Regions from separate parts of the Homo sapiens genome. Here region 2 is linked to region 1. Evidence: chromatin loops called from intact Hi-C (ENCODE). Cell type or tissue: CD14-positive monocyte. All regions are shown on one strand. Each heading gives the region's core, and the rest is flanking DNA. Links, peaks and the distances in the headings are about the cores only.

Evidence for each region. Hi-C counts contacts between places; a loop is a spot of excess contacts. Peaks named below come from ENCODE experiments on the same cell type or tissue, not always from the same donor. Only the 100,000 strongest peaks of a DNase experiment are listed, where the experiment ranks them.
Region 2: a loop joins it to region 1, with 2.3 times the contacts of the local background. A loop is called at or near these places in 10 of 110 quality-filtered maps.

What each region holds. Positions count from the first base shown.
Region 1 is chr17:66,305,408-66,314,553 of GRCh38, forward strand. It overlaps PRKCA (protein kinase C alpha), which reads left to right. Exons shown (of 17, transcript NM_002737.3): 2 at 689-720. Among named protein-coding and RNA genes, the nearest start is that of PRKCA, 7.4 kb to the left of the region's middle. In CD14-positive monocyte, for the core only: CTCF peaks have their summits at 5,304 and 5,554; no DNase peak of the experiment used is centred there.
Region 2 is chr17:66,437,904-66,447,049 of GRCh38, forward strand. The region is part of intron 2 of PRKCA (protein kinase C alpha); the gene reads left to right. Among named protein-coding and RNA genes, the nearest start is that of PRKCA-AS1, 26 kb to the left of the region's middle. RefSeq lists an enhancer at 3,562-3,761. In CD14-positive monocyte, for the core only: no CTCF peak of the experiment used is centred there; DNase peaks (open chromatin) are centred at 398, 2,868 and 3,528; H3K4me3 peaks cover 1,290 bases; H3K27ac peaks cover 3,038 bases.

The sequences.
Region 1 (9,146 bases), core at 449-8,448:
ATACCTGCAATTGAACGTCCACGTCAGGGTTCTCTGCTTACAGAGTAAATTCTCTAAAGTCATGTACAAGAACAAAATAGCCTCCCTATGTGCTTTGAATGCTATTGGTTCTCAGTAGAAATTAGATCGTGGTCATCTCAAATGCAAACAATAGGAATTATATTTTCTAAGATCTGGTTTCTTAAGCCAACATTAAATGTTAAAAGTGATGCCGTTTGGCAGTTTCTAGACATGTGATATTTTAAACAAAAAGAAGCCACTTTGTTATCTTTAGGGAGATAAAAACAATTTTCATTTGGTCTTCAGGAACAAAATAAGCAACTTCCTTTTACAATTTTAACCATAAACTGTTTTGTTACTTGAATATTGTGTTGTAGCCAACAAGTTTGAATATACAGTCATGTTCTTGTCTTGAAATTTTAGTATTGATAACATAGTATAAAAAATTGGAAAAAAGGTTGATACATCGAAATAGTTCAGTGATCCTTTATAGGCAAGATTTTTTTCCCCCCAAGGTTGAATTTACACAGTAATCTGACTAGATATTTAGGTATGTTTTTTTCTATTAAATCATTGGGTTTCACATACAAACCTTTAGTGGTAGAGTACTTGGTCACATAACTTGTTTAAAATATGCTATCCAACAGAAAATATGTTAAGATATTTTGTTCTTGTTTTTGTTTTTCAGGGGGTTTGGGAAACAAGGCTTCCAGTGCCAAGGTAAGCTACCACTTTTGGTTTTATTTTCAAGCACAACATGAAATAAGCATTCCAAACAAGAACATTATTTCCAGTCATATTTTCTTTCCAATAAAAAAATGTTATTTAGATAATTTTGAAATATGAGGGCTGTAAATTTGGGCCTTAAAAAATAATTGGGGCCTACTAATCTGCATATAGAGCTGCCTTTTTCTCATTGGAAAAAAAAAAAAAAAGCCTTTCTGTAATTTTATTTTTTGCCGAGAACATTCTTGTCAGAAACTGCTGTCTTTGTGTGGGTGTTGAGAAAAAAATGGAATCACTTTGTATTCAAGTGGCTTTTCTTCCTTGTTCTTCCTCTTTGTTTTTATTCTTCATCGCTTTTACTTATGTATTGAGTTGGACTCACTGCAACTAATTTTAGGCCGTATTTCATTCTAGTAAGGGTTTGTTTTGTTTAGAATACCAGTTGTCATCGAGAACAAAGTTTGCATGTTTTAAAGTTTTGTTGATGATTTGATGACTGATTTCTATGGTATGACTATGTAGCATGCTTTCCTTTCAGCTTACATATCTGACAAAACGTGATATCAGCCATCACATACAGAAAGAAATCCATTTGCTTCACCCTCTGATCTGTAATTGCATTTCACACACATCGAATATCTAACTTTTTGTACTCTCCATTCTAATTGTTTGACTTTTCCTTTTTGAAGAAACCCACTTTAGAGCTTGTGAAGGCATCACAGGCTCATTAGCTAACTTTTCTGGCTCTCCTGCTCATTGTCTATATTGTGTTTATTTAGTTCTGGTTCCATTTCCCATCTGGGCATAGATTTATTATTAGGGCAAGCAGAAAGTACATTCTAGCCTGGAAAATATTATCCTAACACTGTTTAATATTAAGTGCATTAGAGAGAAAGGCACTGTGTACTTTTTTACAACTTTGAGATTGTGCTAGTAAATTGGTTGCCTTTTAAAAACTAGTTCAAATTTGTGAACTTGTTTCTTGTATACATTTTCTAAACATATTTTAGATGGGAGTATTTTATGGTATGATTATTCATTTAATATTCTACCTTCCTTTCTCCAAGATGTGCTTAAAACCCCTACTGAGTGTATCATTTTCAGAGTTGCATTTGAAAATCAAGGGATATTCCTTTTAAAAAGAGAAGAAAGAGAAAGATGTGTTATACCAGTCTCTACAAAAGATGAAAGGAAAATGTAGCTCTTTCTAGTTCTCAAAGTTGTGGGCCTGAACTTTATGGGTGAGATTTGAGCCTAGGCTTGAACATGACTTTAGGGAGTTTAAAGATGTAAGGTTCTGGGCCAATGTGATTGACATCTGTTATTTTTGGTGATATTTTTCGTTTGGGTGGGGACTTACATAAATCTATAAGAAAATTTTTGTACTGAATCTTCTCCATACTGCTTGTCTGGGAGAAAGTGGTTGTCTTGTTCTAAAACTTTTATCATTTTCTGCATAAATAAAAAATAAGGTTGATTAGAATAAGGTTGGTTCCTCTTAGACCCGCTCATCTGAGCAGATTTTGTGGAAATCACAGTGGCCGTATTACTAGGCTCTAGGGGGTTTTGCATGATTTCCCCCAGAGCATCTCTTGAACTTTTAGTGGATTAGCAGATTAATAGTTTCATGGCAACATAACTCCCTTTTACCTAAATTAAAAAAGTGAAACCCATAAAAATTTTAAACTGTATAAAATAAAAAGTGAAATTGCATATGCTTCTCTTTTCCCTCCTCCAGAGATAACTTCTGTTTGAGACAACCATTCGTTCACTCACTCACACATACTTAGTTTTTAAAAGGAGATCAAAATTTTATACGACTTTGCAACTTGCTCTTTTCACTCAGCAGTAGATGGTGGATATTCTTCCACATCAAAGCATCAGTTCTGCCTTACTCTGCTTAGTGGCTGCATGTGTGGATGTATCCAATTTATTCACCCATTCCTCTATCAAGGGGTATTTTGTAATTCGTTCTTACTAGTACAAATACCTTTGTCAAGAGCATTATTGGACACTAGTATAGGTATTTCTACAATAGATAGCCAGAAGTGTGTATGTGTGCATCTTACATTTTAACGGGTGCTGCTAAATTGCTCTTCAAGAGTTCCAGTGCACATTTTTTTGTATTAATGGGACTTCCTCTTCATTTTTACCAGTGAAGATATCGGGTAATATACATCTTTTACATTTTTTACCAATCTGGTAGGTGAAAAGGGGCCCCTCTTTTAGATTTCCATCTCCTGCATTATGGGTGAGCTTGAACTTTTTTTTTCAAATGTGTTTTAGCCATTTGTGTTGTGTGAATTGCCTTACTCTACCTAATATTTGAAACTCTGGATTTACAAACCAGACAAATTAGAGAAGTGACTATGTGCTTTCTATATAGTTCTTTGCTTTGGTGAAGAATTTAACCTCAGATCTCTTTAAATAATGAATTACCCTAGTGCGTTTACAAATTACAGTTCACAGAGACCTTTTCCAATAGTATACATTTATTTGTAACATGCTGTCTGCTTGTTATATTTTGTTTACTGTGTCTCATCTGTATTTGACTTCTAGTAGGCATATGCTAGTCCATTGTATTTTATTGTTTGTTGTAACTTAAGAAGGATATGTTACCTCAGGGTGATGCTTTTAATCCCACAAATATAGTTACCCAGCATTTTCTGTTTTGGCTCCTACCGCAAAATTAATCTTTCTATTAACATCTGACTATCGTAGAGTGAAGTTTTCTTTTAATGCTCTCTAATTTTGTTTTTTTTTTCCTCGGTTTTGTTTGATAGAACATCATTCTTCTGCAGGAGAATAACTCATTCTCATTCATACCTTTGGCAACACACTCTCTGGAAATGACAGCTGGAGTTTGAAACTGCTTTTTGTATTCCTCATACATCAGATTATTTTTACCCGATGAGGCAGTGCTTTCTGTCCACTAGTATGTAGTATGTTGCTTTGGTTAGTAGGTAAAATATCTGCAGCAAGCATAGTTTTTCTTTTTTTAACTAGAGGGGTGTGTATGCTCCCAGTGACTCACATATTCATGCAGTAAGTAATATAGCTTTAGATCCAAAATATTTATCTTCATTTTACTTAGTAAATGGTGAGTAGGTATTTGAAGACTAAAGAAATAAGTGAGTTTTAGTCCTTAAAACTGGGTTTGTAATTTATGCCATTTAGAGAATGGCATCTTACAAGCATGTGAAGTACTAAAGTTATTTCTACTTTCATTTATGTTGTATCTTGGGGAAGGGAAGGGCGTTTCTCTGGAGAGACTTATTGGCTTATTCTCATGTTCCCTTCATGGACTCTGTGCCATTCTTCTTTATATTGCAATATAGGTATACAATCCTGAAAACTGATATTACCAGGGCAAGTAACACAGGATCCCGTTGTCAGAATTTGCTGCCTGAAACGGTGAAACCAAGGGCCATTCTTCTGGGGAGGAGAAAGATGAGTGTGTAGTAGATTTCCAAGTGGGAAATACTTTTCTTAAGGTCCTCAGAGATAAAGACAAGCGTGTTCCTTCACAGCTCTGAAGTGACCCTTTTTACATGACTTGGAGTTGCCTTCTTATTTTTGGTTGAATGTTTTTTTGCTTGATGTACCCCTAGCACTCATTTCATCTCCATAAAACTAGCAGAGATCTAGTCCTTGCCCACTTTTTTTTTCCCCCGTCAGAGAAAGGAGAAGAAGACAGGAAGTAGATTTGTGTGGTATGGACATTGATGAAGTTGAGTTTCAAGTCTGGAAGGTCTGTTTCCAGTTGGTAGTTTCTGTCTTGCACTGGCTACTTCCAAAGTCAGTCATCAGAGAACAGAGCGATCCACTGTACTGCTCAAATGCACTCTTTCTCTGGGGCAGTGGAGCTGAAACAGTGTTATCCACTGCTTTCAGTACTGGAAAAGGGAAAGAGCCAACTCGATTTTTTTCCCCCTCCTTAGGCGGAGCAACACCCATGCACTTCTCTAATTACAGTGGTAGAAACAGCCTCTCAAAATGTGACCTGCCTATTTCAAATGCCAAACAGTTAACATAGTTTGTTTCATCTGCCTAACCTCCACTTGTTTTCTCTAATTTTTTTTTTTTTTTGCTATTCTTTGTCTTTTAATATCACAAATGAAAATGTGCTACAAACCTAGGCTCTTTGATGAGGTGAAGATACTCAAGAGACAGCGTGAGAATTAAGCTCTGTCAGTAACCATGACCAACAGGAGCCTGTTGTCCCTGAATGATCGTCACTGGATTTTGAGGGGTCTGCTGGGAAAGAATTTACATTTTTGTGCTTTCAATGATGCTACTAAAGTTGTTTTGAATCTTGAGTCATTTCCCTGCTAAGAACATAACACATATTGTACTTCATCTGTGACTTCAACTGAAGCTCTGCATTTTTCAGTGTTAAGGGTTAAAAAATCAGCTACTCTTCCCCTTTGATATTTTGTTTTGAAGGCCTGTTTCAGAGAAGGTATTTGCATTGGCTCATCTGAGCAGGGTGGTGATTTCTATTCCTTCTGTAAGAATGAAAGTTGGTGTTTAAGGGAAGAAAAAAAAGAATGAGTCTCCTCTTGGCTGTGTGAGCTGAGGGATTCCAGAAAACAAGACTACTTAAGGAAGGTGGCCTTTAAACAGAAAGGGGGCAGTAGCGAGTGAGTCACCAGCCTTTCAGAAAAGGGATGCGCCGTTGTCCTCATCCGCCACGGTGTTCTGAGAGCTGAGTTGTATGGACACCAAGTACCAGGAGATAGGAGACTGAGGTACAAGTTGGGTGGAATCATGAGGTAGGCCAGATTGAGCAGAGGATCTGTCTGTCCTCCCTATGGCCAACTTGAGCAGAGGATCTGTCCTCCCTATGTACTGCATTGACCGCTGCTTGCACTGTGTGGCCTCTGGCTGCCCGCTGGTTTTCAAAGTTAGTGCCAGGGTTTTCCATTATTCTGTCTTCAGGAGGGGTTCAGCCCTTGGTACCTCAGTTTTGATTGGTTACCCATCCCCAAATTGTAAGTTATGTTAATTAGAGATAAACTCTTGGAGGTTTAGTTCCAAAAAGATAGAATGCATGGAAGACTGAGTATAATTTGAAACCTAGAGTTTTTGTAGTAATGCCAGGTCAAAGCATTATCTCAGTCTCAAAGATGAAATGGTCAGTAATGCCTGAATTACAGAGAAAAGTGGTGGAGGTGGACAGTTAGAACTGCCTTTCTGTGGTTGGGTGCAGTGGCTCATGCCTGTCATCCCAGCACTTTGGAAGGTTGAGGCGGTCGAATTGCTTGAGCCCAGAACTTTAAGACCAGCCCGGGCAACATGGCAAAACCCCATCGCTACAAAAAATAGAAAAAGTAGCTGGGCATGGTGGTGCAGCACCCGTGGTCTCAGCTACTTGGGAAGCTGAGGTGGGAGGATCACTTGAGCCTGGGAGGTCGAGGATGCAATGAGGTGTGATCGTGCCACTGCATTCCAGCCTGGGCGACAGAGTGAGAGCCTGTCTCAAAAAACAAAACCAAACAATAACAAAAAATGCTATTTTTCTTTTCAACAGTGTTTTTCCTCCGTAAAACTGCATTAATACTTAGAAGTAGGGATGGTTAGATAAAACTAGTGTTGAGTGTTCCCATTTGGTGCTATATACTTGTTATAAAATGATTTCTGATTAATGACTTTCTGAATTGCTACTCTTTTACTTTATACGGTAAGTGAAAGTGTTTCGTTAATTTATTCACACATCAATCCTACCCCCGCCACCAGAAGCTGGGGTTGTAGCATATGGAGAGGCTATTTATCCTCATAGGTCGTGAAAGCCGAATAAATGTTTACTTTTGCAGATAAATCTGATGTTTGAGTTTCCTTTTCTTTATATTATTTTATTTTTTTGAGATGGAGTCTCGCTCTTGTCTCCCAGGCTGCGGTGCAATGGTGCAACTTTGGCTCACTGCAACCTCTGCCTCCTGGGTTCAAGCAATTCTTCTGCCTCAGCCTCCTGAATAGCTGGGATTACAGATGCATGCCACCATGCCCAGCTAATTTTTGTATTTTTAGTAGAGACGGAGTTTCACCATATTGGCCAGGCTGGTCTTGAACTCCAGACCTTAGGTGATCCTCCTGTTTCAGCCTCCCAAAGTGCTGGGATTACAGGCGTGGGCCACTGCACCCAACCAGAGTTTCCTTTTCTTTACATTTTTTGGTGGTTTCCTGCCCTCCGAGTATTTCACTCTCCTGGATGATACTATTGAAATTTAAGTTTTTAGACACATTAACTCCTCACTTGCTCAATTGTTTTTCTTCATGCAGATTCAGAGTATTCCATTTCCAAATAGCATTAGTTTCACAGCTGCCCTATCAGGATAAGTCCAACTCCTTAGCAAGACATTGGAAGACTCTTAAAGTCTCCTGCCTGACCTCTTCAGACTTACCTACAATGCTTTCCTTCTTCCTATCCCTGGGTCATTGTGAATAAGTTGCAGTTTCCCAGAAAGTGCTTGTTTCAATTCTTTCCTCAACCCCGTTTGCCCAGATGATATCTGTTTCACCTGTTAAGTCTTAGTCTAAGGTTTAGCTCTGGTCTTTCCCAATTGTCCTATTCTACATGTTCTTCCTATCGTAGGACCTTTTTTTTTTTTTTTTTTTTGTGAGACAGAGTGTCACTCTGTCACCCAGGCTGGAGTGTGCAGTGGCACAGTCTCACTTCACTGCAACCTTTGCCTCCTGGGCTCAAGAAATTCTCATGCCTTAGCCTCCTGAGTAGCCGGGATTACAGGCACATACCATGACACCCAGCTGATTTTTGTATTTTTAGTAGAGACGGGGTGTCGCCATGTTGGTCAGGCTAGTCTCGAACTCCTGACCTCAAGTGATCTGCCTGCCTCGGCATCCCAAAGTGCTGGGATTACAGGCGTGAGCTCCCGCGCCCCACCCTTCCTATCATAGGACCTTCACACTGTATCACCTCTCTACTTCTGTTTCCTCTGCCAGTTTTGAGTGCGAGGACTGAGTCTTATTTCTTTTTGTGTCTCCAGTGTGTAATGTGGTGCCTGACACTCAGTAGATACTATGTAAATATTTGTTGGGTGTGTGATTATATAAATATTAAGAGATGTGATACAAGCATTCATAACCAGAAAGATCACAGTGACTTCTGCCTGGCTGCCTTTTCTATATTTTTTTAAAGCAAGTTTATAATCCAAAGTTGTGCCAACTAAGATCTTAGGATCATTAAAGAAAAAGTACTTTTAAAGCTAAGCATACTTATTCAAAAGAGGGAGCAGAAAATTCTACCTTTATGTATATAATAAGTTAACATATGTAATGGCTAAACCTAACACATTAACACTGCAGAAATAAACCACTTAATGTGTCTTCTTTCTATCTTTAGAATATTATCCAAGCATCAAGAATAAATCTTATTGCACAAATAAAACAAGAGTGTATCATGGGCTATAGCAGGAGGGGGAAAATGTCTTGGGTATAGGGTGAGAAAGTAAAACCAGCTTTTAGTACTTGTTTGGTACAGTTATTTAAATGCTCTATTTTACTTTGAGATTGGTAATAACTGGAGCTCAATCATCATGCTCCAGAGGGAGTAGTAGCTCAACTTCACTGATTCTGTTATTTTTAAAATTTTTGTACCTGAAAGGTTTTTGTGCGTTAATACATTTTTTGTGCCTTAATACAAATAATAAAGGTTTTTGTGCTTTAATATGCAAGTAAATGTACATGAATGGCAGCGGCAGCTTTGGAGTGAAACAGCTGTGATTATGTTTATCATCACAGATTATAACGGTGATTAGAATCACTTTCAAGATTTTATTCAATTGAAAGGAAAGAAAATGGATATGTATTCAATGCTACATTATGTCAGACATCTAGCTTTCATATTTTATATGCTTTCATTCCAAAAGCACCCCATAACAGGATGTTATCCCCATCTTAGAAATAGAGCTAAAGTACTTAACCAGGCTGGTGGGGCGTGTCATGGGTTCAGATTCTAACGGTTCTGCAGAAAACATTCTTCAGAGCCAAGTGGAAACTTTTGGTATGAATGAAGCCCGGATTTATATTAGGAGAGGAAAGAATGATGCCATTATGAAACATTTCTTGGTGACATAAAATTAAGGTTTCACTGTCCTCATCAGTCTGTCAAAATTTCCACGGCAGACCCTTTATTTCAGGTCTTGTTTTCCACCCAAACTGTGAAATCTCATGCTAAACTTAAGGCATGGCCACTTCAGTGTTGGCTGTGTCTAGTAGAAATTGCTATAACTGCATTAAAAAAACTCTTTATTAAATTATACAAAAGGGAAAATGGTTTCTGGAAATAGATTTCTATCAAGGATGGAATGGAAGGGAATGATTTGATTAATGGCCAGCACGAGATAAGAATTATTTGAGAGCAAGTCCATCAAGTAAGATTAGCGTAAGGGCAGTTCATC
Region 2 (9,146 bases), core at 348-8,347, 130 kb after region 1:
TAACAGGTTCTCTTCATATTTGGATACCAGGAGTAAATAAGTGATTTTGCAAGTATACTCAAGGATTCTGGACTAGGTGCTACTGTGCCCTTTATACAGTCTGGTGGGGTTTGGGGGGTGGGTGTGTGTGGAAAAGAGAAACTCCCAAACCCTCAAAGAGGATGGGGAACAATGTCCTGAAAGAACAGGGCTCAGGCAGCAGAAGAGCTGAGGGGTCTCTGTTCTGAACGGGTCCCCCTTCTCCCTGCCCTTCATCTTGTGTGACTGCGGTTGAGAAAGACCTGCAGGATTAAAGGATCTGGTGACCTTGGGACCCCGCACTTGCTTGGCAGTGACAGTCCTGAGGAACTGTATTCTTTCAGTTCCTCTATCAGCAAAGCAGCTCAGTAGGTAAAGGGCGAATTCCGGCATTTCAGTGTCTCTTGCCATGGGTAGCTCTCATATTTCCAGTTGATGATGTCTGGACACGTGCCCTTGTGAAATGAGTTGAGTGGTGTGAGATTGGGAGCCCAAACCTGTGAACACCCAACTGGGCTTTTTCCTGGCCATAAAAAGCTCGAATAATGGAGAGCTTTAGGAAACAAGTTGTTTGAAAACTCTGTTGAGTTGGCTTTGAGCATTCGTGGAACATTATTTTTAAGAACCGGTTATTTCATTTAAAACAGAGTAAAAAGAGAAGATGATTGTATTAGTCTGTTCTCATATTGCTGCAAAGATACTACCTGAGACCAGGTACTTTATAAAGGAAAGAGGTTTAATTGATTCATGGTTCTGCATGGCTGGGGAGGCCTCAGGAAACTCACAATCATGGTGGAAGGGGAAGCAAACATGTCCTTCTTTACAGCGCAGCAGGAAGGAGAATGAACGAGTGCTCAGTGAAGGGGGAAGCCCCTTATAAAACCATCAGCTCTTGTGAGAAACTAACTCTCACGAGAACAGGATGGGGGATACTGCCCCCCATGATTCAATTATCTCTGCCTAGTCCCTCCTACGACATGTGGGGATTATGGGAACTACAATTCAAGATGAAATTTGGGTGGGGACACAGCCAAACCATATCAGTGATTGAGGGGAGAACAGGGAATGAAACATCCCCTCTCAACAGTGGTAGGAATAATGGCCTGTCATCATTATTGTCAGCAGTAACTGACATTTCTTGAAGACCTCAGTGCATAAGGCACTGTACTGAGCGCTTTATATTCTGTGTCTTGTTTAATTTCATTCAACCCTCCCAACAGCCTGTACTACATTAAATACTACTGTTACCCACTTTTCTTTTCTTTCTTTTTTTTATTGAGACAGAGTCTTGCTTTGTTGTCCAGGCTGGAGTGCAGTGGCACAATCTCAGCTCACTGCAACCTCCGCCTCCCAGGTTCAAGTGACTCTTCTGCCTCAGCCTCCCGAGTAGCTGGGACTACAGGTGTGCACCACCATACCTGGCTAATTTTTGTATTTTTTAGTAGAGACAGGGTTTCAGCATATTGGCCAGGCTGGTCTCGAACTCCTGACCTTGTGATCTGCCTGCCTTGCCCTCCCGAAGTGCTGGGATTACAGGCATGAGCCATCGTGCCCGGCCTTTTACCCACATTATACAGGTGAAAAAAATTATGTTGCTCTACCATTTCCACAAATGGCATAGGCTGGCCTATTACTGTCCTTTTCCAAAATACGTGTCTCTCAAATAGCTCTGCAGCTCTTACAGGGCTCCTCGTTGTCCTCTGTGCTTTACAGTTTGAGATCCTTCACGTTGGAGGTTTGTAGAGGACCACAGTTGCAAAATAGGGTGCCTGGGGTCTCTGCTTATCTGCATTTTGTCAAAGGATACTATAGGTCATGGCGCATGGTCTTTTGCTGATGTTCGTTTTGGCAAGAAGCACTATTTTTCATCATTTGCCAAGAAAACCTTTTGTGCATTTTACCTTAAGGACCTGGATAGCATAAGCAGAGAAAGGGAATCAGCATTTCCATGTTTTGAAAAGTAAAACAAGACTCTTTTTGGTCTTTGCGCCCCCATGCCCTAGAAATCCCATAATAAGTGCAACTGTCTCCTTCTGCTGATGGATTTCCTAAGTCATTCCCAGAAAGAAGTTGGGTGCTTTGTATTGTATTAATATATTCATCCTAAATAAGGGTCTTGGGGTTTTCCCCCCTTCCAAGATGTATTAAGAAGGTTGCTTACTGTAGGCTTTGATTTATTTATTTCCTATGAAATGCCAGAAACACCAAGTCCTAAAATCCTAGATCCAAGTCATTGACTTCTCAGTGATTATGACCACATTGAATTGATTAAACTCAAGTGACTGACAAGGCGAATAAAAATAGCCCAAAATGAGTCCAGACCCCATGGTTTTAAGAGCCCCCCACCAGTTCCCTAAAGCTACAGGACGGAAAGGACTCCTGATCCTTTGTACCTGAAGAGTGTGGTGCCTAACGTATAGCCAATGTTCATTTGTTTCTTCTCTCTGTATTTTATAAACATAATTACTTTGAATGAATTGGGTTATTCGGGAAGTCAGCACATGTCTCCATCTCCTGCTTTCTATTTCTAGAGTCCTAAGATAGACTTTGCTGACAAGAAGAGGCCCCTGCCCCTTCAGAGCTTAGAGTGTAGCAGAGAGATGGGTATTCAGGAAATCCTCAAATAGTGACAGAGCCACAGCGGCAGTGAGTGACAGGCAGGAGAACTATAGGATGCTGGAAGTGCATACAACCGGGGTGTTACCTAGTCTGGGACTGGTGGTCAAGGGGGCTTTTTTGAGGCCTGGACAACCCACAGACCGAGGGTGGGCTAGTGAGAGCCAGTGAGGGACACTCTTCAAGATCCCAGCACTTAAAAGATTGGTTGGGCATGATGACTCAGGCCGGGAACCCCAGCACTTTGGGAGGCTGAGATGGGAGGATTGCTTGAGCCCAGGAGTTTGAGACCAGCCCTGGCAACACCGTAAGACCCCATCTCAATGAAAAGTAAATTAGTCAGGGCCGGGTATGGTGGCTCATGCCTGTAATCCCAGCATTTTGGGAGGCTGAGGCGGGTGGATTGCCTGAGCTTAGGAGTTTGAGATCAGCCTGGCAACATGGTGAACCCTGTCTCTACTAAAAATACAAAAAATTAGCCGGGCGTGGTAGCAGGCACCTGTAATCCCAGCTACTCAAGAGGCTGAGGCATGAGAATTCCTTGGACCCGGGAGACGGATGTTGCATTGAGCCCAGATCGCGGCACTGCACTCCAGCCTGGGAGACAAAGCGAAACTCTGTCTCCAAAAAAAAAAAAAAAAAAAAAAAAAAGTAAATTAGCTAGGCATGATGGTACGTGCCTGTGGTGCCAAGCTCCTCAGGAGGCTGAGGCAGAAGGATGGCCTGAGGCCAGGAGTTCGAGATTGCAGTGAGCTGTGATCACACCTCTGCATTCCAGCTTGGACGACAGAACAACGCCCTGTTTCCAAAAAAAAAAAAAGATTGGGGTGCTCTTAAGCTCACAGTTCTGGCCATCTCCTCTTTCCTAAGTGGAGGGAGATCGTGGATCCCTGAGGGGGAACCTACTTCCCCTTTCACTTCAAAGTCTGCTTCTGTTTCTAAAAATGAACTGAAACCCCATCTGTTTGCTCATGTATTTGAAAACCCTTGAAAATGTTTATTTTTGTACATCTTCATACGACTCTCGTCTCAGAGCTGCTTCTCCTCTTCAGGTGGTTTCTGGGCACACTGGGGACGTCTGTGCACCTCCTCTGAGTGGAAGTCAATGCCTGTGATCCCCTTTCTAAAGGAGGCACGGATAGCTGCTGTGCGGTTTTTTCAACCTGTAGCCAGTTTTCATGTTTTTGTTCTCAAAATAATACTTTTTTTTTCAGGTGAAGACAAGGAACATTTAATTTACACTGAAATGATTTTTCCTCTTAGACCTTCTGAAAGCTATGACGTATGTATATTTATACCATAATAGATGCTAATGGTGTCCTCTCTGGGTGATGGTCCCAGAGATGTTTATACCACGGCATTTCACTCCACTAATAAATGTGGGTGGATGGATGGACGGGCGGACAGATGGAAATATCACACAGGACTGTGCCCAGGTTCCAGACAGTTTGGCTTTAGGGCCCCAACTCTGCCAAGGGATATTTTTTATATAGCATCATGTTTTTCATCATGATGTTAGTCTCTCTCTCTTTTTTTTTTCTTTGAGATGGAGTCTCGCTCTGTTGCCAGGTGTGAGTGCAGTGGCACGATCTTAACTGACTGTGACCTCTGCCTCCTGGATTCAAGCGATTCTCCTGCCTCAGCCTCCCAAGTAGCTGGGGCTACAGGTGCCTGCCATGCCTGGCTGATTTTTTTTTTTTTTAGTTGAGACAGGGTTTCATACTGGCCAGGCTGGTCTTGAACTCCTGACCTCAAGTGATCCACCCACCCAGGCCTCCCAAAGTGCTGGGATTACAGGCGTGAGCCACTGCACCTGCCTGTAACATCATGATGTTACAGTCCCCCAGCTCCTCACCTGGCCTCCCTGTACCCATTCCTGGCCCCCTCCCTCCTTCAATCTCTTTTCCACTTCAGAGAGTGATCTTTAGCATTCCCAGCTCCACCCCACGCTTTCTGCCTGTAATCATTTAAAGGCTTCCCATTGCTTCTAGGATGAAGTCCAGGATCCTTAAACTGGCCTACAAGGCCCTGTATCATCAGCTGCCCTGCGTCTCCAGCCGCCTCTCCTCATCACCCACACTTTTTCTTCATAGCCTCCATCCCAGCTGTAATGCAGAATTTTGTTTGATAATTATTTAATTCATGTTCACCTCTCCCATTAGACTGCAAGCTTAGCGAGGCCAGGGGCTGTTTTGTTGTTTACCCTTGAACCCCAACCCATAGCACATGTAAGTACTCATTTGTCAGGTGTTTGTGTTTCATATCCATTTTTTGCCTTTTCTTACATACATGGACACACTTTTCTCTCTTTTGAGATAACTTCCAGAATTGAGTGGTTATGAGCAATTCCTGGATCCCTGTTTGCCTCAGAGCCGGTAACTGTTCTCACCTTTTGGGAACCATAAACGCTGCCATTGTTGACCTGAACACGAGGTGACTCTGGCAGGAGCCCTGGCCATCGTCCCTTTTTTGGTTATCATCTGACGTTTGTGCAGCTACACACATCATATCTCATTTGATCTCTTGGACTCCCGTTGGTTAGTAGAAACCTTATTTTATAGACAAACAGCTGAAGCTCAGAGGTGTTCAGAAACTTTTGCCCCATTTGCTGCAAGTGGTCCATGAGGGTCTGGAATCAAGACCTTCTGGTTCTGGTTTGATGCTGGGACTGCTCTTTCTGAATTGTTTCTATGCCTGTCTGTTCAATGTTATAATGATGAGGGGGCCAGTCCCTCACCAGCTGCATTCTAACTGGAGGCTAGAAAATAATGAATGGGAAGTAACTTAGGGGAAAACTATGATGAGGTTGTTGGCATTTGTTACTCTTGGAAAGAAGTGTAGCCTTGGAAACTAGAGGCTAAGAAATAAAGTGAGGCTTCTTAGATGTCGTTGTGTATTAAACAGGAAGCCCGTTTGCTCTGGCTGTAGAGTGTGCCCATGAGAGTTTATGGAAGAATGAACTTGACTCAATAAATAACCCACTCAGTGCATGATACCCTTTTCTTCAGCTGCAGGTAAATGTCTGTTATGGTGAGTGACATGGTGGCATGTTGGGCTCTATGAAACTGAGTCCACACACAGCCTGCTGTGCTGCCTGCCCTGAAACGGGACAGGCCCTTGGTAAATGACTTGCTACTGAATGGTAGTCCTCACGATGACATGTGTGGCCCATTTAATGAGAGAAGTAAAGACCGCAGAGGATGGAGGAAAGGGCAGGGGGAGAAGTTAGCTAATATTAAATTCCTGACCACCCACACCTAATGAAAAAGAATGTTCTCTGCTTGCAGAGGCAGTGAATTAGGCTGGCAAGGTACCAAGGGAGGAGGAAAAGTGTGTGAATGGATACCCGCTACATCTGAGCACAGACTTAACCCAGAAACGCAGGCGGTCAGGAAATCTAATGATGGCTTCGGACCTGGGCAGACTTGAGTTGAGACCTGTGCCCTCCGCCTCACGAGCCTCAGAAGGCTGTTGAGTCTTTTTCTGAGTCTCAGTTTCTCATTCTGTAATTGGGGGATGATAAGGATAAAACCTGACAAGATAATTGTGACTCAAATGCCAGTTCCTAGTACTGGTGTTAGCACAAAGCTGAGTAAATACTCATGGATTCAAAGGCGCGAGATGTCATACCATCCAAGTTATCAGGAATGTGTTTGCTGAGGGCTCCCTGGGTGCTGACCTGGCTCTACAGGTTCTGAATAAAGAGTTGAACAGGGTCTAGTTCCTGTAGTCAAGGCACTTCAGATAGAGAGAAACTGGCTTGCCACCAACTCTCATGGAATCCCAGATGTGTGTGCTTTCATAGTTCAACGTTCTGGAATCCAGAGGTGTCTTACATGATGGCCTGTCATAGTTTAATGGGCCGCCTTTTATTTCTTGGAGGTACATCTATGATGGCTGGGGGTGTGGATTCTCAGAGACCTATCGTCAGATAGTTCCTTGGAGCAATTCTCAGAGCTAGGCTGCTTAAGGCATATGAGGGCTCAGGACTCAGAGCCCTCCTTCTTTATGACCTTCCAGGGAACATCCCTTTTCCTGGAGTGTAAAATACTGCATGTTATCAGGTTTGCAGTTTCCTTGAGTTAGGGTGGGGGTGTCACAAGGCTTATCTTTGAGGCTGAGGTTCAGTGGATTTGGAGAAGTGTGTTGGCAATGAATTTCGGGGAGAATCTTCCCCTCGTTGTCTGCCTGTGTAAGAGTTAATTTTAGCAGTTGTGATTGTGAATTATTTGTCAAAAGATACTCCCACTTCTGAAGCCCTTGTTTGCACCTGGTGGAGACAATAAAGCTTCTAAGAGCAAAATATAATTTTCTTCCCTGCTTGTTTCTTTTCTTAGCATTTTAGAAAATCCCACTCAGTTTCTAGAGTTAACACCTTTCCCCACTAATCAGAACACAACACACAACACACACACACTCTCACACATACAGACTCCCTCACTGACCTTATGGGCCCTTTGCTCTGCTAAACACATAGGTACTGGATGGAGTTTGTAGCAACATGTCCCTGCCCCGAATTTGTCATCCAGATGTCGCCTTTGGATGTCATGTCCTTGACATTGACCCAGGGTGGGACTTCTGCAGTCAAATGCTCTACCCCTGAGCTATCCCCCCTACGGTGGGACTTCTGAATAAAGCCTGTGTCACTGTCTCTCTGGTTCCCTTCAGCGGGAGCTCTCTGTGGTTTAATGGAGTCTCCACTTGACCAGGAGTGTTTCCAGATGAGAAACCCAGGGAGGGCTGCAAGCAAATGAGAGTGAAAACTGAGCTCTGTCCCACTCCAAATGGCATCCGGGATTCACATACCAAGGCTGGCTGGGAACAGCTGATCCAGGCTGATCCTGACACTGGAGAGTCCAAGCATTGGAGGCCAGAGGCCATTCAGAAGAATTACCTCGGAGTAGAAGGCTTCCTAATGAGCAATAAGGAGGAACTCCCCCATTCTTAGGGCACAGGCCTAATTGAAACCATCCTGGGAAGAGAACATCTAATTAAGTCTGACTCCTCAGAGGACTCAAATAGTTATATATGAAGAAATGCTAATCTCGTGGCCTTACTTGTGGCTAGGGAACCTGAGGTGATGCTCAGGACAGCAATACCAGCCCTTACGGCCTTGCTGTGTGTCCTGGGCTGTGAACAGTGCAGAAGTCCCTGTCTGTTCCCGTGATTTTGACAGAGGATGCCAGAGGCAGAAGTGCTGCTCTTTGGTGGTGTCCTTGGTGGTGTTTTCATCTGTCTACATTAGGGTTGGGTTCACTTTTTTTTTTTTTCTTCTTTTTTTTCTTGAGACAGGGTCTGGCTCTGGCTCAGGCTCTGTCCAGGCTGGAGTGCAGTGGCATGATCTTGGCTCACTGCAACCTCTGCCTCCCAGGCTCAAGCCATCCTCCCACCTCAGCCTTCCAGGTAGCTGGGACTACAGGTGCGTGCCACTACACCTGGCTAATTTTTGTATTTTCTGTAGAGACAGGGTTTTGCCGTGTTGCCCAGGCTGGTCTCAAACTCCTGAGCTCAAGTGATCCGTGCACCTCGGCCTCCCTAAGTGCTGGGATTACAGGCTTGATTCCAGCCAAAGTGCCTGGCTGACTCTTTGAATTAGAAGTTAAGGTGAGTTTTAGAACTCTGGTCTTTTCTGTGATTTGAAATGTTGCCTCTGGGGAAGGTGCTGTTTTCTAGTTTTATGAAATGATAGACTCTCTTCCCAACACACACACACACACACACTCACACATTCACACTCACACTCCCACCTCTTGAGAAGACCACAGGAGCTGTGGAGACAGTTGTCCTTGGTGTGGCCAGCCTGGTTGTGGGACATGGGCCTTAAGGTGCAGCACCCCCATTCACCTTCTCCAGGATGGAAACAATTTTCTTCTTCCTCATTGGCCTTGCTCAAGAAATATGCCAGGCATTTTCAATGTCTTCTGTCCAGACCCAGAAGGATACTCAGACTACTTCTGTTTAAATGGGGCTTGTTTTTCATAAGCAGTTGCATTGTTGATGTGGCTAAATTTAGACAGAACCCCATCTAGATTGTGGTCAAGGGCTATGAATGCTGCCTCCACTGAGCACCAGGTGGGCTTGTACATTTTGGTGACTCATTGCTGCTTGTGATGAGAGGGGCCTGCACACTTAAACCCCTCCAAGGCAGCACTGCCCTGTTCAGTCTTACCTATGACTCAACGTCAGGAAGCTGAGGACCCCGGTAGCCTCTAGAACTGAGGTGTACCCCTGGGCTGCAGTGGAAGAGGATCTTGGGGCCCTAGTGATCCCCTAGATCTAAAAAGCAAAGAGACAGCTTAGAGGAATAGAGGATTTGGTCAGGGTATGTGTGTGTTGGAGGGGTCAGGGCAGTTATTTTCTTGCACTGAATTCTGAGCATAAAAACTTCTAGCTTGCTTTGCTTTTTGTCACCCAGCGATTTCTAAAGACAGTACACTTGTGTGTTCAAATCCCTTTTCACACCTGGAGAAATTCACTCTTGACTCCCTTCCAGTGTAAGAAGTAGTTTAGCA